Regions from separate parts of the Homo sapiens genome. Here region 1 is linked to region 2. Evidence: chromatin contacts called from ENCODE Hi-C or POLR2A ChIA-PET data. All regions are on one chromosome and are shown on one strand. Each heading gives the region's core, a stretch centred on a gene start or an enhancer-like site at or near the end of the contact. The rest is flanking DNA. Distances are from core to core; before and after follow the strand shown.

Region 1 (5,270 bases), core at 2,453-4,952, 220 kb after region 2:
TGTATTCAAAATATTATCATTTCAACATATAACCAATATACAATTATGATGAGATTATTTATACCATTTTTAATCACTAAGTCTTCAAAACCTGTATGTGTAAAATTATGTATATATACTATATAATACATATACAATATATTAAGTCTTTAAAATCTGTCTATATCTATATAGTGCTGTGTATTTTACACATAAAAGCCATTTAAATTTGGACTAGCTGCATTTCAAATACTTAAGAGTCCATGTATCTGGAGGCCATATCAAACAGTGACAATCTAGAGAGCAGAAATAGAACAAACAAAAGAAAGACAGTTTTGGCTCAGAAATAGAACGGTTTTTACTAGCAGTTAACAATTATGACTGTCCAGCAATGAAATGAACTTCTTTCCGTAGAAAGCTCTCAAGTGGGAATGAGGCTGTAGATAGGGATAAGTTGGTTTACTTTTTTTTATTTTATTTTTTATTTTTATTTTTAGCTGACATGGGATAATCATATGTACTTATGAGATATAGAGTAAATTGGTTGAATTTTAATGTCCCTCAAGTAATTACCTTTTTAAAAAAGATAATTAAAATGTCCCAAAATAATGTATTAATATTTGGGGGCAACAATTTACACAATGCAGAGGTGTATAAAGAAATGTTTAATAATTTTCTCTTTCACTTTCCATCTCTGAGTAAACAAATGTTAACAATTTGGTATATATCCTTTCAGACATTCCTCTATATTCATATAAAGATATATAAGTACACACGTATATTTTTAATTTTAAAAAGGAAAATATGATAAAATATATACACCTACTATGTCCCCACAAAAATTAAAAAAGTTTTTAAAAAGGAAAACATGACAAAAAGGGTGTGCCATAGTTTACTTTGCTAATATATTATTACATCTTTCTAGGTCAATATATGTGTATCTCACTCATTTTTAAGTGGCTGCATAATTTTCTATATGACTGATATACCATAATTTATTCAAACGTTCACCTACCAGGAGCCTCATGACATGTCCAGTTGGGCCACCTCTGATGTCAGCCACACTTGAAGGGGACAGTTCCACGTGAATGTAGAATCAGCTTGTGCTGACAGCATCTTGACTCAAGTATGTGTCTTGAGTTGTTTTGCTTTTTTTCTCTAGAGTTTCTCTCTAATGGCTGTGCTCCCACCTCCTGACCGCCAGTGGGCAATTCTGTAAGTTATTCAGGAGGCAGAATCAAGTGCTGTTGCTTTCAGGAGTGATCAACTTCCATTTTTAATTGGGCTTTTCAATCTTCCCCGCCTCATTCTCCCTGGTCCCATGATCCCCTCTTGGAGTCACCTTCCAAATAAACTGGCTGTGCAGGAGTCTTTCTAATGACAGACATATGGATAATTTTTACTGTTTTTTTTTTTTTTTTTTGTGATGGGGTCTTGCTGTCACCCAGGCTGGAGTGCAATGGTGCAATCTCGGCTCACTGCAACCTCTGCCTCCTGAGTTCAAGCGATTCTCCTGCCTTAGCCTCTCAAGTAGCTGGGATTACAGGTAAGCACAACGAAGCCCGACTAATTTTTGTATTTTCAGTAGAGATGAGGGTTTTGCCATGTTGGCCAGGCTGGTCTTGAACTCCTGACTGTGGGCGATCCACCCACCTTGGTCTCCCAAAGTGCTGGGATTACAGGCATGAGCCACTGTGCCTGGCCGATTTTTACTGTTAATAAACAGAGATGCACTGAACTTCTTTTTTAAATATTATACATCAGTGCTTTTTTATTTTTAAGTATTAGATTATCAAATGAAATGTGTCATCAGATTACATTTCAAAAAGGCTATAGCAAATCACAGGCCAAGTGACAGTATGCAGGAATCCTTTTTATATACACACTACCCATCAAAGATTACTGTACAATTTTTGCCACTCTGATTTGAAAGTAGTGGTATGTCATATTGCTATATTTTCCTGTCAGATGTGATGCAAGGGGCATCTTTTCATGTTTTTGAAAATTTATTTATGTCAGCTCATGCAAAAAACCATCTGAGATTGATTAAAGACATAAATGAAAAAACATAGTGAAAATATTCAAAGAAATTTCAGAGAAAGTTTGTTTCACCATGTGTGAGGAAGACATTCTTAACTATAAATAAAGATGGATAAACTTGACTAGATTAAAATTTTGCTTTTTTTTTAAGTTCTGATTGAGCAAATGATACCATAAGCAAAGTTAAGACAAATGATGGACTGGCAAAAATATCTACAAAACATAAAATAGACATGATGAATTGATATAAAAATCAAGCTATCTTATAGAAAAGCAGGCAAAGGCCAAAAACAGAAGAAAATGTGTGGCATCTTCCTTCCTATTAGCAGTATAATTCTCCAGGTTATTTTTAGATGTACACACAAACAGAGGCCTGTAAGCTCAGGACCAATCTTTTCAAGAGAATTCGTTCAGACAGAGCTTACTTTGACTTGGGGACTACAGGTCAGCTGCTCTGGAATTCAGAGGCCACATCTCTGTAACACAATGGAAGTTACAAATAGTCTAATACATTTTGTCTACCTAGACCCAAGAATAATGTCCTTGTATTATGTGGGCTGGCATTCATACACCTAACTTCTCTTGGCCTGCATCATTTATCTGATTCTTCCCAATATATTGGATTAGGCAATTTCTAAACTTTATAAACCCTTTTATTGTGTGTGTAGTTCACCCCATCATATCAGCCACCAGGTAGAACCCCCAAGGTATCACAAGTCTGTGCAATTTATTTTGATATCTTAAAAGCATTAAAAAAATCTCATCTCACACAGAACATAAAACAGATATATTGCAATGCAGTGATGCCAGATGGGTTAACATTTATATTTCTTTTCTACTCAATGCTCCATGGTGAAAATAATAGTATTTCTTTATCCTTGTTTGTACTGTCTGAATGCCATAAATTACGGCTCTGCTCCAAAGCTGGTGCTTTATAAAGCCATAATCTGTTCACACACAAATAAAATGTCTTTCTGTATTTGGCCTTTGGACATAACTTCAGTGGGGGGAGAATTTATGAGCTATCAGATCCATGAGCTGCATCAGGTGTGCCAGAAGTTATGTTGATATGGCACATGAACTTAGATTCAAATCTAAGTTTAAGGTTTTAATGGGCCAGTTAAGTACAAACACTGGGGCCTGGTTTTCCTTCCCCATTGAACGAACCACTTTTTGCATAGGAATCTATTTATTTTAAATGTAAGTATAGAGAGGGAATAGCCTCAGAGGCAAGTGCTCACTGGGAGAGGAGAGAGGGGATCGATTCTTCTTTTGTAGTTGCTGCCGTTAAACTCCAGATGAAAAGATGCCTAGTGACATGAAGCTGTGAAAATGCCTTCAGACAATGTTTTAGAGCCTGAGATAAACAGTAATGGGACACAGCTAATTAGCTATTAAAACAATTGAATGGATTTCATTGAATTTTTACCAAATGGCAGAAACTGTTAGCTCTGAAGATTTTTTTCAGTAGCATAGGTTCAAACTTAAATGCATTAAAAACAGGTAATGCAGATTTAAAAAGACAAGTGATGCTCTCTTTACAGGATGTACTTTATGTTCAGGTCATGAGATTATATGAATTGTCCGTGGATAGTCTCATAACCCATAGTTTACAAGAATTTAGTGTATTGTGTAGTTAACGGCTGACTGCCTGTGCGGTCCAGTATTTTTATGGTCCTGAGAAAAGCATAGGTTTCTCTGTGAAGCAGTTGTGGAAAGGTTGTAAAGTGACCTCAACTGACTGCTGAGTCGTCTATTGACGTCAAGAACATTTTATAGTCTGGTGTTTGGTGTATTTTTAGACTCTAAAATCATGGCTGATATATTTAATAGCATCAGTCTTTGACTCATGGATTTATTGTTTAACTCTTACCATTTGCTTTTAACAGAGAAATAGCTATAGAATGACAAAACTCTTCCACTTTTTCAAGTGCATTTTTACCCATACAAGAGGCCATTAAGCATTCTGTTCACATGCTGTGAAAGTAAGGGGCTTTAGTACTTAATTTGGAGAGGAAATGTGATTGAGGACAAAGCGCAGGACCTGGACTCTTACTGTGCACGTGCAATTTGTTAGCTGTGTAACACTGAGGAAGAGACTTAGGATCTCTAGGCATCAATTTTCTCCTCTGTGAAATGGAGATAGTAATATCTGCATCATTTGGAATGCTATCTGTGTTAAGAAGCCTAGTCTCAGAAAACCCAGTTTCAAATGGGCTTAAGCAACGGGTAAGTTTATTATCTCATGTAATTAATTGGAAACCCAGAAATAGCGTGGGTTTCTGGTGCAGAACAATCAGTGGCTCAAATGTCATTGGTGACACAGGATATTTCCACGTCTTCCTTTGCCAGATATAGATGTCATCTCCAGCTGCTTCCCTTTGTAATTATAAGGTGGTTGCCAGTGACAATAGAGATGAATGCTTTCTAGTTCTGTCTAGCTGAAGACAGAAAGAAATTTCCAACCTTCCAGTCTGGAATATAAATCCTTCGCTTCATTGATTGGGTTAACTTAGGTCCTGTATTAACTCTTCATCCTACCCCAGACACAATCAGAGGAATTCATTGCTCCTATTGACTCATCATCTGAGAATGGAACACAGAAGTTCACAGTGTCCGTGGTGCTTTCCATAGCACTTTACAGAGTAGTTGTGAGGGCTAATTTAGACGCACAACATGTGGTACATACAGGGTATTCCGTTAATGGTAATTACTACCAATTCTATTATTATTACCACTCGGTGAGTGTTGGCTCACTCACTGGTGCATTGGGCTCCATAGTTTACCCTGTTTGACCTGAATATGGTGGTAAAGGCGACAAGCTCACAAATTTGCCTCCTATTTGAGTCACTGAATTTTGTACAGAGGAAACAATCTTTAAAAAGCCTATTTATGTCTTAGCTACAGTGCTAAGCCCCATAAGACGTCTTACACATTTTGCCCCTGTTTACAAGGAAACCCAAGCAAGAGGCCATGAACAAGTCAGGACAAACCCATCATCACTGTGGAAAAAAATTTAGGTAATTAATTTTTAAAAACTTTATAAGAAATACCACCAATTAAAGGACATAACTTTTAAAAAGTGAATTCTTAACTGATGTAAATGGGTAAATAAGTCAGTTTTGCATTTTAAGAACACATACTCCGGTGCCAACTAAGTAATGCTTCCTCCACGTGGAAGTACTACTAAACCATGTGCTTAGATTAGACTTAATGTTAAAAAGTTTTTTTTTTCCCCTCAAATCATTAGA
Region 2 (5,161 bases), core at 460-2,959:
ACCACCCACATCTAGGTTTTCAAGGCTTTATTCTTGGATTACCACAATAGACAGGAACCTGACTTTTTATTACGGAAACATTCAAACACACATACAAGTAGGCAGAATAGTATATTGAACACATACATCTATCATGAAACTTCATCAATTATAAACATTTTGCCATTTTTGTTTCCTCTTGCCCCCATATTTTGTTCTAGAATAAGTTAAAGCCCACTCCAAGCATTATAGATTGTCAGTAAGAGTCGCTAACAGATAAGTAACTTGTGTCCCCAGTAAATAGCTTTCTAATTATTCTTCCTCCAATCTTCCTGCTTTTCTTACCAATCCCAAAATTTCCACTACTTGGCATACTGTTAAAGAAACAGAGAAAGTTTTTCAAAGGCTCAATGCTGCCTGTTGAATCAGATGCAAACTCTTGTCCTGGTTTACAAAGCTATGTTGACCTTAGCTTGACCCTGCCTGTCTAATCTCATCTCATTTTTCCCCAGTGGGCTATCAGGTGGGTCTCTTCACTGTATCAGCTGATGCTCTGTTTATTCCTGTCTCTTGTCAAGTCCTCACCTCCCCAAATTCTGTGCATCCTAGAAAGCCCTGCTTGGGTGCCACTTTCTCTATTAAGCTTTTTCCAGCTCTTACTGACTGCTCCTTTCCCTGACCTCCTGGGATTAAAACACAATTCCTCTAACTTTCATATCTGGTATTTTCTGTCATATTCCAGACTTAATTATTGCAATCAGGAAAGTGAGCTCTGAATCTGAATTTTCTCTTCCTTGCTTCCTTTTTTCCTTTCTTCCAACCCTTCTCTCTCCTCTCTCCTTCCTTCCTTCCTTCTCTTTCTTTCCTTTCTTTCTGCTCCCCTGTCCCCCTCCCCCTCCCCTTCTTCCCTCCCTCTCCCCTCCCCTCTCTTTGTCACACTCTATCATCCAGGCTGGAGTGCAGTGCATGATCATAGCTCACTGCAGCTTTGACCTCCCGGGGTCAAGTGATTCTCCCTCCTCAGCCTCCTGAGTAGCTGGGACTACAGGTGCACACTACCATGCCCGGCTAATTTATTCTTGTTGTAAAGATGGGGGTCTCACTATATTGCCCAGGCCAGACTCCTGGCCTCAACCAATGCTCCCTTTTCAGCCTCCCAAAGTGCTGAGATTACAGGTGTGTGCCACTGCAGCATTTACTTTTTAAATACAACTTTAAAATGTCTGGGTGAGTGGTATTTTTGAGGACACGAAGAAGGTGAGTGGTGCTGGATAGAATCTAGCATTGGAATCGTAGGCAGAATTCTAAGATGGTCCTAGGGCTATCTTTGCCTCAGATGTTACTCCTGTGATTCTGTTAGGTTACATTGCAAAAGTGATTTTGCAAAGGTAAATAAAGTAATTATTAACCAGCTGACCTTAAGATAGGGAAACTACTCATCTAATCACACGGGCCCTTTAAAAGCGGAGTGTTTTCTTTGGCTGGAGGCAGAAGAGGAAATCTTAGAGATTCCAAGCCTGAGAAGGACTCAACCCACAATTACTGGCTTTGAGGATGGAGCAAGGGGGCAATGAGCCAAGGAATACAGGTATTTTGTAAATATCCAAACAGAAAATGGAATCTCAGGCCTACATCCACAGGGAATTGACTTCTGCCAACAACCTGATTAAGCTTAGAAGCAGATTCTTGCTCAGAGCCTCCAGATAAGAGCCCAGCCCTGCTGACACCTTGAGTTTGGCGTTGTGTTACTTCATGCAGAGTCAAGCCAACCCCGCCCAGACTCTGACCTGCTGAACTGTGAGATAACACATGGGTGGTGTTCTGAGCTGCTAAATTTAGGGGTAATTTGTTACACAGCAATAGAAAGTTAATACAATATATAACACAGGGTTTGAGCTTATAGTGCAATTTTATGCATTTCCTGCTATTTTAATTAAGGCTCCAAATCAGCAAGAGAGGTTTTCCAATAAATGGGGGCACTGGTCTTAGGATGTGTGGTCATTACACAGGCTAGCAGTGTCTTTAGTTTATGATATCTCACTTTTGTCCAGCACTTCCCCATTCCAGATGGGAAAATTTCTTTTTTTCTTTTTCTTTTTTTTTTTTTTTTTGAGACGGCGTCTCGCCCTGTCACTCAGGCTGGAGTGCAGTGACATGATCGCGGCTCACTGCAACCTCCACATCCTGGGTTCAAGCAATTCTTCTGCCTCAGCCTCCCTAGTAGCCGGAACCACACGTGCATGCCACCATGCCCGGCTAATTTTTGTAGTTTTTAGTAGAGATGGTGTTTCATCAAGTTGGCCAGGCTGATCTTGAACTCCTGACCTCGTGATCCACCTGCCTTGGCCTCCCAAAGTGCTGGGATTACAGGCATGAGCCACCGTGCCCGGCCTGGAAAATTTCAAGGAAAGGAAAGTGTAGCTTCCCTATTGCCAGTGTTTTCAAAAGAATCTATAAAAGGGTCCTGGAGCAGGAGAAGGTGATTAGGACAGCATATCTGACCAGTAGTAGCATCAGCTTACTGTGTTGCCAGACTCTAGCCATTTACCTCTACTGTGAGAGGGGGGCATATTTTGTAGGGCAGCGGTCTCCAACCTTTTTGGCCCAGGGACCAGTTTCATGGAAGACAGTTTTTCCATGGATGGGCTGTGGGTGGGTGGATGATTTCAGGATGAAACTGTTCCACCTCAGATCATCAGGCATTAGATTCACATAAGGAGGACACAACCTAGATTCCTTGCATGCACAGTTCACAATAGGGTTCACGGTTCTGTGAGAATCTAATGCCAGAGGCTGATCTGACAGGAGGCAGAGGTCAGGCGGTAATGCTGGCTCGCCCATCGCTGGTACCGGTTCATGGCGCTGGAGTTGGGGAACCCTGCTGTAGGGAAAGAACCCCTTAGCTCTGCAGCAGCCACGATTTCAGATGGTACAACTTGTTTAAAATAAATAGACACACTCACTTCAGAGACTGGTCAAGAAATAGTTGCCGAGAGCTCTTGGAACCAAGATGAGAACTTACATTACAGTTTCTTCTGCAGCCTAGGATCACAGATGACGGGCAGGGGCTTTATTAGTTTAACCGGCATCTATTTCTCCAGTCGTGCACACAGAAATGAATGAATGATTAGACATTCATTTGGGGTGCCTTTGTGTGATTCATAAATAACTTGTTCCTTATAAAATTTATTGCTGAATGACTCATTAAAGAATTATGATGAAGATAATAAGGCTCCTAATTTAAAGGGTTATGCAAGTGTTCTTTTAAAAATCAACTTTGCGAGGTGTAATTAATGCATAAATTTTAAGTGTACAGTTTAACAAATGTATACACCTATGTAACCACCACCCAGTCAAGATACAGAACATTTTTGACATCCCAGAAATTTCCTTCATGCCCCTTTGCAGTCAATCTCTCCTTCCACACAGCTATTGATCTGATTTCTATTATATTATTGTAGATTAGTTTTTGCCTCTTCAAAAACGTCGTATAAATAGAATCATACAGTCTGTACTATTTTCTTATTTTCTGGGTTTCTTTCACTCAGCATGATTTTTTTTTTTTTTTTTTTTTTTGAGACGGAGTCTCGCTCTGTCGCCCAGGCTGGAGTTCAGTGGCGCGATCTCGGCTCACAGCAAGCTCCGCGTCCCGGGTTCACGCCATTTTTCTGCCTCAGCCTCCCGAGTAGCTGGGACTGCAGGCGCCGGCCACCATGCCTGCCTAATTTTTTTTTTTTTTTGTATTTTTAGTAGAGACGGGTTTCACCCTGTTAGCTAGGATGGTCTCTATCTCCTGACCTCGTGATCCACCTGCCTTGGCCTCCCAAAGTGCTGGGATTACAGGCATGAGCTACCGCGCCCGGCCTCTGCATGATATTTTTGAGATTAATCCACATTGGTGCATTGATCACTAAAGTATATTTCTATTGCTGAGTAGAATTCCATTGCACTAATAACACAATTTGTTAACCATTCACATATTAGTGGGCATTTCGATTGTTTCCAGTTTGGGACTATTATTGAATAAAGTTGATATGAACAGTATTTGTGTGGACATATGTTCTCATTTAATTTTAAATTCTTAGGAGTGAAGTACCTGGTTCATATAAGTGTATGTTTAGCCTTAAAAGAAATGGCCAAACTCTGTTTTAAAGTGGTTGTGTCATTTTTCTCTTCTAATAGCAATGCGGGAGAGATTTCTCAATCTTCCCTCAAACTTGGTATTGCCAGTCTTTTTAATAGTAGCCCTTCTAATGCATGTGTAGTATTATCTTATAGATTTAATTTCCGGGGTGACTAATGACGTTGAGCATCTCTTCTTGTGCTTACTTACCATTCATATATCTTGTTAGTGAAGCATCTGTTCAAGCTTTTGTCTGTTAAAATAATTAGCCCCTTATTGAGTTGTAACAGTTTTTTAAAATATATATTCTAGATATAAATGTATTTCAGATATATGTATTATAAGAATTTCTCCCAGTCAGTGGCTTGCCTTTTTATCACTTCTTAAAAAATTATTTTGCCCCATTTTCATTTTCTTCTTCTGGGTCTCTAATTATACTTATTTATACCATTGTCTATTGTCCTGAAGGTCTCTGAGGATCTGTTTATTTTTCTTGAATCTATTTTCTCTCCATCCATTAGCCTGAATATTTTCTATTGGCCTGTTTTCCTGTGTTCAACTTCACTGCCTTTCTTCTACCATCTCTGATCTACTGTGATTTCTTTTTGTCATTGAACTTTTCAGTTTCAGTATTTCTATACAGCTCTTTTTTATAGATTTCATTTCTGTGCTGAGATTTTCTATCTTTTCACTCATTAAACCAGTACTTTGATTCTTTGAACATATATCATTTAATTCTTTGAGCCACATTTATAGGTGCTGCTTTTGAAGTCCTTCCTTATGTCTCAGGCCTGTAATCCCAGCACTTTGGGAGGCTGAGGCAGGCAGATCACCTGAGGTCAGGAGTTCAAGACCAGCCTGAGCAACATAGAGAAACCCTGTCTCTACTAAAAATACAAAATTAGCCTGGCGTGGTGGCAAATGCCTGTAATCCCAGCTACTCGGGAAGCTGAGGCAGGAGAATCACTTGAACCTGGGAGGCGGAGGTTGTGGTGAGCCAAGATTGCGCCATTGTACTCCAGCCTAGGCAATAAGAGCGAAACTTGGTCTCAAAAAAAA

Evidence for each region. A loop is a pair of places that touch in the nucleus more often than their neighbours do. ChIA-PET counts read pairs that join two places held with the same protein, here RNA polymerase II (POLR2A). Pooled maps may share reads with other maps.
Region 1: a map of IMR-90 shows a loop between it and region 2 (2.7-fold over the local background). The contact joins two enhancer-like sites. A Hi-C loop is called at or near these places in 9 of 168 maps with a recorded cell type or tissue (IMR-90, PC-3, PC-9 and 5 more) and 16 of 50 pooled maps. POLR2A ChIA-PET finds 5 or more read pairs at or near these places in 12 of 52 experiments (A549, AG04449, CD4-positive, alpha-beta T cell and 8 more).

Annotation. Positions count from the first base shown.
Region 1 is chr3:102,086,354-102,091,623 of GRCh38, forward strand. No RefSeq gene overlaps it. Among named protein-coding and RNA genes, the nearest start is that of RDUR, 150 kb to the left of the region's middle. Within about 2 kb of position 3,703, at least 5 of the 41 ENCODE cell types and tissues checked have a DNase peak (open chromatin) inside an H3K27ac peak, as active enhancers do.
Region 2 is chr3:101,867,227-101,872,387 of GRCh38, forward strand. No RefSeq gene overlaps it. Among named protein-coding and RNA genes, the nearest start is that of NFKBIZ, 20 kb to the left of the region's middle. Within about 2 kb of position 1,710, at least 6 of the 41 ENCODE cell types and tissues checked have a DNase peak (open chromatin) inside an H3K27ac peak, as active enhancers do.